2 separate regions of the Homo sapiens genome follow, and region 2 is linked to region 1. The links are chromatin contacts, found by Hi-C in ENCODE. All regions are on one chromosome and are shown on one strand. The core of a region is the stretch at or near the end of the contact, and the rest is flanking DNA. Distances in the headings are between cores, read along the strand shown.

What was found. Hi-C counts contacts between places; a loop is a spot of excess contacts on that map. Pooled maps may share reads with other maps.
Region 2: a loop to region 1 is called in a pooled map, with 2.5 times the contacts of the local background. The contact joins the promoter of C1orf74 here to the enhancer-like site in region 1. A Hi-C loop is called at or near these places in 2 of 50 pooled maps.

The regions. Positions count from the first base shown.
Region 1 is chr1:207,865,215-207,870,402 of GRCh38, forward strand. No RefSeq gene overlaps it. Among named protein-coding and RNA genes, the nearest start is that of CD34, 43 kb to the right of the region's middle. RefSeq lists enhancers at 3,028-3,077, 3,158-3,337 and a silencer at 3,608-3,997. Within about 2 kb of position 2,342, at least 34 of the 41 ENCODE cell types and tissues checked have a DNase peak (open chromatin) inside an H3K27ac peak, as active enhancers do.
Region 2 is chr1:209,782,086-209,787,273 of GRCh38, forward strand. It overlaps C1orf74 (chromosome 1 open reading frame 74), which reads right to left and starts at 2,474. Exons shown (of 2, transcript NM_152485.4): 1 at 2,293-2,474; 2 at 1-1,624. The coding sequence starts at 1,549. The coding sequence ends at 740. IRF6 (interferon regulatory factor 6) reads right to left here. Exons shown (of 9, transcript NM_006147.4): 9 at 3,532-5,188. It overlaps TRAF3IP3 (TRAF3 interacting protein 3), which reads left to right. Exons shown (of 17, transcript NM_025228.4): 17 at 1-225. The coding sequence ends at 63. RefSeq lists enhancers at 2,179-2,796, 2,353-2,612, 2,797-3,412.

The DNA.
Region 1 (5,188 bases), core at 1,092-3,591:
CCTCCATCCCTACTAGTCCCTCCCACAAGGTACTAAGAAATCTAGGCTACTTGTTCAAAAAGCCTGGTCTGCATCAGAAACCTGGGCAAAGGTGGAAAAAGCTTTCCAGACATCAAATCAGAGGGCTTCAGAACTGGAAGAAGCTAGATCCCTAAGACTAGACACTTAGGCCTGGAAAAGGAAGTGGTGTGTCCAAGATCACGTAGCTAGCAAAAGTCTCCTGACTCTGTCCAGTGCTCTTACTCCTCCAGGGTGATAAACAGCTTGCTAGAAGAGGCCAAAGACTTGTGGCACATTTCTACAGCACGTCCCCGAGCTATAAGCAAATGGCACAAGACCTTGGGGGAAATAAGTGCATGCGTGTGTGTGTGTGTGTGTGTGTGTGTGTGTGTGTGTGTGTGTGTGTGTTTTTCCAGGTATACCTGGACATAGTTACTAGGGAGAGGAAAACTTAAACAAAAATCCTAACTTTAAAAAGGGATATGGTTTGGTAGAAGATGTGGGTTTTTGTTAGCAGAAATGTCCAGGGTCTGGGCAAGCCCTGGGATAATAAACCAGTACAAGGCATACAGCCTCACTCAATTCCAGGTAATGCCCCAGGCCCTAGGATCTACCTCTACCCACCTTCAAGCTTCATAATCCAATATCCTTCAAATCTTTTCCCAGAACTGACTTCCATTGCATATTTTACTTGCCTGACCATAAACATTTTTATTTGGATACCCTGCCATCATCTTGAAGGCAACATGTCTAAAAGAAAATCAAACATGACTCCCCAAAACAAGTTTGAACTCTAATGTTTCTATTTCTATAAATCACTAAGGTTCAAAATTTCAGCACTTTCTCTTCCCCACGTCCTGTCCTCAAGCCAGAGTAGCACTCCAAATTATCTCTTCTTCTTCATTTCCACAGGCTCCACCCTAACCTATCACCTCCGATCTGGTATGTTGCTAGTCTCCTGCTGGGGACCCCAGATTCCAGGCTTGCAACAATGCCAGATCTTCCCCCATATACTCATCCTCCTTTCATTCACCACAGTCTCTTCAAGGTCAAGGTCCAGTGCTACTCACCTTCGGCTTCCCAGTTCCCAGAACCTCACCTAATATGGGGGGCACACAATAAATGCTGAATGAATGAATCACGGTTTTCATCACAAGATGAAAGAAAAAACTTAAACAAAAATCTTAACTTCAAAAAGGGATACGGTTTGGTAGTTTTCATCACAAGATATCTGCACAAGAAACCTCAGGCCCTTCCTAGTTCCTACTCCCTCGAACCCAGACTGCTGAACTCTGAAGGCCCACCATCATCTCACCCTGCCCACCTCAGCTCCTACCAGCCCAGAAACAGGCTTTTGGCTCCATCTAGCTCATCAATGCTGGACCCTCCTCATGTGCCAGGCATTCCTGCATCCACATCTCTGCCCACGCTCTGCTCACCCTGCCCTGTGATGACGTCCATGCCCTTCCCCCTGCATCTACTCCAACTCCTACGCAACTGCCAACTGCCGAGCTGTGGGGGGAGACAGGGGATGCAGGAAGAGGGGAGATGATAAAGAAGACTGGGGAAAGGGGAGCATGATGAAAACATGCTGGGGTCTCTCTCTGATCCTTGGAAGCATAACCCTCTCAATGGGTCACAGGCGATTTAGAGAAGGAAGAGCCGGGAGGAGGAGCCAAATTTTTCCACTGAACGAAAGGCATGATTTTCATCACTGCTTCTGTTGCCCCGGTAACCAGGGACAGCCCAGTGGAGAGTACAGTAAAAGAACACCATGTTTATCTTTGCTGTCTGATCTACTTCCCTGTACACCCTTCCCTGACCATCCCCTAGCCCCAGGCCTGCTCCAAATCTCTTATAATGCCACCACCATCCTTCTAGTTACCCTTGCTCCTCAAAGGCAGAGCTAATTTCTCCCTCTCTTTATCCAACCCTAAGTACCATGTGTTCTTCCACTGCAACATTTTGGGGTTCATCTCGCCATGCCACCTGCCATGCCAGGGGTCCCCCAAAACAAAGAGCTGGTATCAAAGCACAAGGATGGCTTCTGCTCTACCAGACAGGGCAAGTGGGACTAGTGGGGCAGGAAGGTGAGGAAAACTGCCCAGCCAACCGTGTTCTCATCCCACACAGCTGGTGTGGAGAGGGACCTGGCTCTCCCAGCCCCCCTCCTATGGCTGAGATCAGGAGAAGGAGCCAGGTTGGGGATCGGGGGAGTAGGTTCACCCACAGGCTTCCACAGATCCTGCCTCCCACACGGACACCGTGTCTGCGTGACCTGAGAGCGGAGACACAGTGCTCGCCCTGGAAGATTATATAAGCGTTATATAACATGGTGGCACCAATAAGCACACAGGAGCAGTTGTCGAGTGCCAGGGACAGGCCAGGGGTGGAACCAAACCCAAGGGGCTGGAGGTTCAGCCCTCCTGCCACCAATGCCAAAGCAGCACCAGGCCCTGGCTGCCTCGGCCCTGTCTATACCTGCTCCTTCCAGCCCAGAGGACACAGAGAGAAACTTGCCAGGCTCTGCGCTCTTCTTCCCACTCTGGGCAGCAGGGAGGGGCCGCAAAACCGTCACCACCCTGGGCCATGGCAGCCTCTGCCCATCCGGCCTAAGGCAGCCTAGCTGCCTTTCCTGCAGGGGAGCAGCCATGGGGTCCTCGGCAGGGGAGGGGTGTGGACCAGTAGCCCCCTCCTCTCTGTCCTCCTACCAGAATGTAGGAGCACTTGTTTGGGGAACAAGTGCTGCAACAGCAGCTCCAGGATTGGCTGGGCCAGCCGTTCCTCTGCTCTGTCACTTGCTGTTTCTCTAAAAAACAAAACAAACCGAAAGGGAAAGAAAAAAAAATTAAGCACATTTGACAAATGCCAGATCCCAAATTTTGGTCTACGGTTGCAAAGCTGGAAGGAAGGGGTCCTAAGGAAATTACCCTATTTCCCTACAGCCCCCATCTCCCACCATTCCTGGCCAATTCACCATCTATGAACTTGGGCTGTGAGCCTGAAGATTGCTCCGCAGCCCCTATCTCTGGAGCTGCCTCAGTGGCTGTAGCTCCTTCGGGTAATATTCCCCCTCCCTCTACAGAATGCTCAGAGTCTGCGGCTCCCGGATATACACGCGGGACTAGGCGGCCGGCCTGGGGCAGTTCTGGGCAGTTTGGGCCAGGTCTTAATCAAACTCCTCCACCGTCATCACCACACCCACTTTATTAATTTGGCAGGGGTGGGGGCAGCTGAACAGAGACAGAGCCAAGTGATCTCCCGCAGCACCTGCCCTCTCCTGAGCTATGCCTCTGGCCTTCCCGCCTCCTCCTCCACACGGACCTCCGCGCCCCCTGAAGAAGGGGGGAAAAAGAAATACGCATTAATACCTCGAGCCTTGGCGCACCAGCCCTCGCCCCCTCAACCACCTGTCTCTGCGTTCTCCCCCGCAGCCTTCCTCAACTCTGGGCGCCCCCTCTGCAGCAAAGGGGCACCACGCCCACTGCGGAGAGGAGAAATGCAAGGTGGGGAGCGGACAGGGGCTCACTTGAGGGCCCGGGGGCTGCTCACTCACCCCTGCGCGCAGCTGGCCCTGGCCCCAGAGCCTGGGGCCCGCCCGGAGCTGCTCCAGGCCGCGACCGCTCCCACCCCCGCGGCGAGGCCAGCAGCGCCCCAAGGCCGCGCTGCAGCCGGGGTGGGGCGCGACCGGAGCGCGGCCGGGGCCCTGGGCATCGTCCCCAGGGAGCCCACCCTACCCCGGGACGCTCGGGGACCGCCCTGCAGGCCCGGCCCAAGGTGCCCACTCCCACCTGGCCGAGTCCCGGCTCTTACCTCGGCGGCCTTCCGCCCTCCGGGGGTACTGCGCAAACAGGCTCTCCCCCGGCCCCCGCCCGCCAAGCGCCCCGCTGCAGGCCCGAGATGCGCAGCCGCTGCGGACGCCGGCTCCGCGGCGGCCGCTTCCCGGGCGTGTGAGCTCAGCCTGCCCGCGCGCCCGCGCTTCCCACGCTCGGCGTCCCGCGCGGCGCCACCCAGCGGCCGCGTCGGGCGCTGCACGCTCGTGTCCGGGAAAATCTGCAGCAGCCGGGCCTGCCAACTGATTCGGAAATTCCCAGAATTTGACCATGGGCTTGCGGCGGGGCGGGAGACCTGTCAGGCCGTGTGGCCGTCGCTAGACTCGGGGCAGAGCAGCTCCCACCCACCCTGTCTCTGAAGGGGACTCCAGAGTCTTTGCAAGATATTCTGATTTCCCCCCTGTTCCTCTGACCTTGCCTCGCCATATTTCTTCCAGGGCAGTGGAGACTGTGGGGATGCTGGTGACTCCTTGTAAAATGGGGGTGGAGAATCGAGGGGTGGGAAATGGGTGGGAAGCGCTCGAGGCTGGCATCTCAAGGCCTCCATGGGCCCGTCTAGAGATCCGAGGTGTGCACTGAGTCACTTCCCGAGCTTGTTAGAACACACATGCACAGATGCCCCAGCCTACCTGTAAATTCTAATTCGGAAATTTCAACTGCTGTTTTTAACCTTTTCTTGTACCTACACCCTTCTGAGAATTGCAGAAGAGCTATGGACCCTGTCTTCAAAAAAAGCACATGCATACAGAAATATAATTTTGCACAATATTTCAGGGAATTCTGAAACTCCTCAAAGCTCCGTGGATCCCAGCTTAATATCTCACTTTGTGCAGATACCCTAAGCAGAAAGAGCGAGCTGGTGATTACCTGAATACGCTGCCATCTTATCTCATGCTTTTTCCTCCTTCAGGGATATCTCCACTGGACGCCCAACCTCACATTTCCGCCTGTAGAAATTCCACCTGTCCTTTAAGGCCAACTCGAAAACCTCTTCCTCTCTGATTTTCCCAATCAGCAATGTCATTTATGACCTCAGTTTTCTGAGAGTATGTCTTTTATGGCTGTTAACATGTTATAAACACACCTGTATTTATTTCTGTGGTTGGTTTTCTTATCTCCTTCTAGATAGCAAAACTGTTTTAAGATCAGTTTCTCCCTCTGCAACTACTAAGGGCCTTACATGGTATGCCTTCGACAAACAGTTCTTAAGTAATCAGAGAGATTGGATTGAGAGAATAGGAGGCCCAGCAAATGCCTTTGCTCTACCTGCACCTTTCCTCCCTTCCTGATGCTCCACCACATGGACCTCTAGGCGTCTGGAAAACAGAATCCTCAAGTTGATAGGCTTATCTCAT
Region 2 (5,188 bases), core at 1,224-3,723, 1.9 Mb after region 1:
ATGGTGGTGATTGCTGCAGCACTGGCAGTGTTCCTGGCCAATAAAGACAACCTGATGATCTGAATAATTTGTGACAACTGCCTTGGGTGAAAATCAGAAGCAAGCAACTCAGCGAAAAACTCAGAAGGTTTGGGTACATTACAGCTTGGGTTTTCCAACTGACTTAGGATTTCTGACTTTTTATTAATTTCTTAACCTACTGTAAATAAACTTCACCTGACCAGATTGTTCCTCAGAACTCTCAGTTTATTCCTGAATGGTGTATTACATTAACAAGTATCACATATTTAAGCATACTGGTGGTCTACTCTCCTCAAATTCAGTTGGAGGCATATAAACATGCAGAAAAGCCCCCAGCCCTACTTTCCTAGCATGCAGCACCCACATAGAGCAGGTATATTTACAAGGTTACCATGCAAGAGTGTTTGGCTTGTCTTCCATCACCCTGCTTTTCCTCTATCATCTCCTTCCTTCTATCTTTTATCCAGTGAAAATGAAAACATCTCCACTAAGAGGACTTCCTAGTATAGAAATGGCAAGTATGTACTATCTACCAATTTGCTACTAGCACCACCATTACCTATTTACATGCCCTTTGCATTTGTGGCCAACTGATCTACAGCATTGTGCCTTAGTGTATTCAAGACACTTGGAATTGGCAGTTGAGATGATTATTTGCCATCCCCAACCTAGAGATGATCATTTACTGAGTACCTTCTATATGGGAGGAGAGTTAAAGTCAGAGGGCCACAGCCGGCAGTGTGACTATCTCAGAGGAGATGCTGAGATCAGCAAAGTCATTCTGAGTCCTAAATCGGGTTCTGAGGTCCTTCTCCCAGGTGTTTAGAATGTCCCTCAGGCCTGGGAACAAACTCTCTGGGACACTAAAAGAATAGAGCAGGATTGGGGGTTGACCTAGCAACCATGAGATCCGGGCAGTGAATACTCGTAGTGGAGTCAGAGCTAAGCAGTTGTCATCTCCCTGGTTCAGGTGAAAGGTATAGGGAACAGGATAGCCCAGGAGGATCCCAAATACAGTACACAGATTCCAGTCTGAGGAATGGAGCCTGCTGTAGGAGACTGCTAGAGATAAGTCCCTCTGCAGCCCCTGCAAATGTGTGATGATCTCAGCCACGAGGGCCTTCAAGTCCTGAAGCTGGTCCAGGGAGCAGACAGAAGGGTGACGCTGGCAGCTGGAAACATCCACAAAGGCTATGGTACCAAGCAGCACCTGCTCCAAGTGCTGACATACATGCTCAGGACTGACAATCAGGCTGTTTTCTCCAATCTCAAGGATGTGAAGTCCAAAAGTCAGGAAGCCAAGCCCCTTCAGCTCCTCCAGATAGCTCTGGAGCTCTGATGCCCCTGCACAGTTGCAATCATAGAGCACAGCTGGCTTCAGTCCCCGGGCCACAGCCAGCACCTCTCCAGCTAAGTGAAGGCAGATGGCTTGGGGTGGACTCCGTCTCTTTCCCATGCCAAGGGTCTGCTGAGCAGCTGCCACCAGCAGCTGAGGGCTCGGTGATGACATGAGATCTAGAAGCAACATCAAGAATGGCCTCCTTAGCTAGCCCGAGTTCCCTTCCCTGGGTGGCATCTTTCAGCCAGACACTTGAGGAGGGGCCTAGAAACAAAGCAGGAGCAGGGAATTATTAACAGCCTTCCTGTTAAATCGCGGTATCTTCCAAAGGTTATTCTGTCCCTCCCTGCTTTGAAATGGCGACCCAGCCCAGACAAGATAGTTTCACCGATGCTGCTTGATTTTTCTGGTTGACTTGGTCTCCCTCAATCATAAATTCGTGTGTTTTTCTAGCCTTATAGCTAGATTTATATTCCCTCTGGCTTTTATTCTAAATTTCACCTGTTGCAAATTACGTTCTCTGGTTCAAACCGTAGGGAATTTGGGGCAGAGGCGGAGGCGGGGCAGTGTTTGGCAAAATTCACAGCATTTCGCCCAAAAGCCCTTCTGGGACAGAGCTCCAAGTTCCAAATGTATCCTTTCCACTGACAACTCCCCTACTCTTCCCGCCAGAGAATAGTTATAAGAATAGTAATTTGATTAATATACACCAGAATGTGGACTAACAACCATCTCACCCTGACACATAAAAATGAATGAATGAAATCCACTAGAACTGCAGAAGGGTAGTATTTTAACTTCTGCTGGCCCCGCCTTCCCTTTCTGTCCGACATCAAGGACCCTCGGAAGATGAGATTTCTCCGATCCACACACCCCACACCAGAGCATGTTATAGTGATTTGCTAAATGAGGCATAAGTCTGTCTCACATACGTTCTTTTTCCACGTCCGCTACAGGTTCGGGGGCTCAGAAACTTTTTGCGGCTTCCTGCCTGCTGCCAGAAAGGCAGCTAGTCCCCCACGCCCAGCCGCAAGTAACACTGGAAAACCCGCCTGCGCTGGGAAGACCCTCGCAGCCCGCTCTGCTCCAGTCCCGCAGGCACCTTCTTGCGCATGCGCACCCACTCGAGTGCCGCCCTCTTTCCCCCCATTCCGTGACGTCATCCAGCCGCTCGCGCGCCTCGCGTTAGAATCACTAGCTAGGCAGCCTTACTGCGCGCCGGAAGTTTGGGCCACCGTGCGGCCCGCCCTTTCCGGCCAGACTGAACGCGGCCCCATCTGTCGGCTTAGGAACTGGGAAGGGCGGAAGTAAACGAGAAAAGGCGGAACCTGGTGAAACTGGTTTCCCGCTGCTGCCCTCATTTTGCTTCGCCGAACGTCCTCCCTGTGTTATGACGTCTGGTGTCCCACTTGACTGGGAATCCAGAAACAGGGCACACAGCAGTTAATAAACACCTTTGATTTGTGTCTGTGGAAATACGTTTTGTCCAGACGAAACATACCTCAAGACAACATATTTTGCAGAATAGCCTCACCTGTGGGTGGTGCTGAAACGTTTTAATTTTTTTTAACTTGACTTCCCTAAATCCTACATTTGAGAGGCCTACAACAGCTCTCTAGGGAGGGTGTGAAGGTGTGAGTATTCACTTTGAACAAATATGTGCCAGTCATGCTGCTAGGCCCTGGAGGTACTGCAGTGAGCAAAACAGACAAAACCCCCACTTTCATGGGGCTTAAGTTCATGTCTACTGAATCCAGTTTGCTGATTTCAAATAAGAAATGAGAAGTGATGACACAGAGGCTTTCCAGTCAGGTCATTACAAAGAAAAAGTGTTATTTCACGTAAGAGTTAACACCTTTTTAACTACCAGCGATTTGACCCATGCCACGAAGGGAAAGGATTTCTTGAGAAAACCCCAATATCTAAGGAAATGGCCCCAATTTATTTATACTTGGAGCAGGACAGAGATTAAGGGAACAGTGGACACCTACACTGGAGTTGTCACTCCTGGATCTATCTTGGTGGTGCCTTCAGTCCATGAAAAGTGAATTGTACAGTAAAGATGGGGTCAGCATGGGAGGAGGACCAGCTTATAGGAGTTACCAGCCTAAGGCTGTCTGGTTCTTAGCTCAGAGGGAATCAGAAGCTGAGAGTAGAAAGTAGTCTTCTAATTTTAGAACGTTTTCCTTCCCCGCATTTATTTAATTTTCCCATGGTGGTTAACAGTAAATCCCTAAAAGACTGATTTAGTTCATTCATTTATTCCAGCAACAAATATTTGAGAACACACTGTGTCCCAGACACTGTTCTAAGGACTGGCAGCGAAGTCCAAGACAAACAGTCCCTACCTTCAGCAAGTTTGCAGTCAAGCAGGATGCGGATGCTGAGCATTACAAGGGAAATGATTATTCTGAGAGAGGAAGTATGGGGTGCTATGGGAACATACAACCAGGGACCTAATTTTATGGGAAAGGGACCAGCCCAGATCCAACACTTGCTCTCCCAGTTTACCTCCAGTAGGTTCTTTTTAACTTGAACTAATCTTGTTTGGTGGGGTACACAGTGAGGAAAAAGAAGAGCTAGTGACAAAATCTAACTCCCTTCTCAGTCTTAAGCAAGGTGAAGGCAAGGGAGTAGAAGATATCAAGGGAGTGAGTGGTGGTAGCCACCAAAGGAGATAGCAGACTGAGGCCCTAAAAAAAGAAAGGAAATCTAAATCTATCCAGCAGGACCAGAGAAAGAGTGCTGAGGGTGATTAGATGGAATCCCTGCATGTACTCTCCCGGCATTCTGAAAAGAAGCCAAAACAAGGAAGAAACCGGGGTATCTAGTTAAGACCTCACAAATCACTCATCCATTCCTCTGACATGTTCATAAACTTTTTATAGTGGTTACGAACCAAAAGCTTGGCATTTCTTGGCACTTTTCCAATACCCTTTACCAGCTCACATTATCTGGGCTCCCACCCAGGCTACAGATAGCCTGGCTGTTAGCACTTCACAGAAGGGATATAGACTGGCCCAGATTCAAGAGCTGCCCTTCTAATTTACCTACAGTGGGTTTTTAACTTTGAGTTCCCACGTAGAGATGGGGCAGCCAAATATCAAGCCCAAATCCCTCACTTCACCTACTCAACAAAATGACCCCCAAAATGTAAAGTTTCTGTGCCTTTAATGCTTCCCGGTCCCTAAAAGCCCAACTTTTCCTCGAAGCTGGGCACCTGACCTTTAGCCAGGTTTCTTAATCTTTTCATGCTTTTCATAATAGCAAATTCCACTAGGTCTCTTAGAAACTCTAAAACCAAGGCTTAAGCACTTTAAATAAATAAGTCCTCATGTCACCACTGATTTTGAACTTTTAGTTTTTAAAATAAGGCTAGCTCAACTTTTGAGTCATTTTGAAAAGTTGGAGATGGCCTGGTTTAAAGGTACCAGACTAGACATGGGCTTCCTTACTATGTCCCGACACAGACAGATAGGCATCACTATTCAAGAGGACTGGGGCTTGCAACCACAGATTAGCATCTTATTTGCCATTTAGGTCCCAGATTGCTTGAGCCCAGGAGTTCAAGACCAGCCTGGGCAACATAGCAAGACCTCATCTCTACAAAAATAAAAAAAAAATTAGCCAAGCATCATAGTGCACGACTGTTGTCCCAACTACTCAGGAGGCTGGGGCAGGACGATTGCTTGAGCCCAGGAGCTTAAAGCTGCAGTAAGTGGTGACTTGCCACTGCACTCCAGCCTGGGCAACAAAGCAAGACTCTGTCTCAAAAAAGAAGAGAAAGCTGAAAGGGTTAGAGACTCAGCAGATGTTTCTAGATAAGAC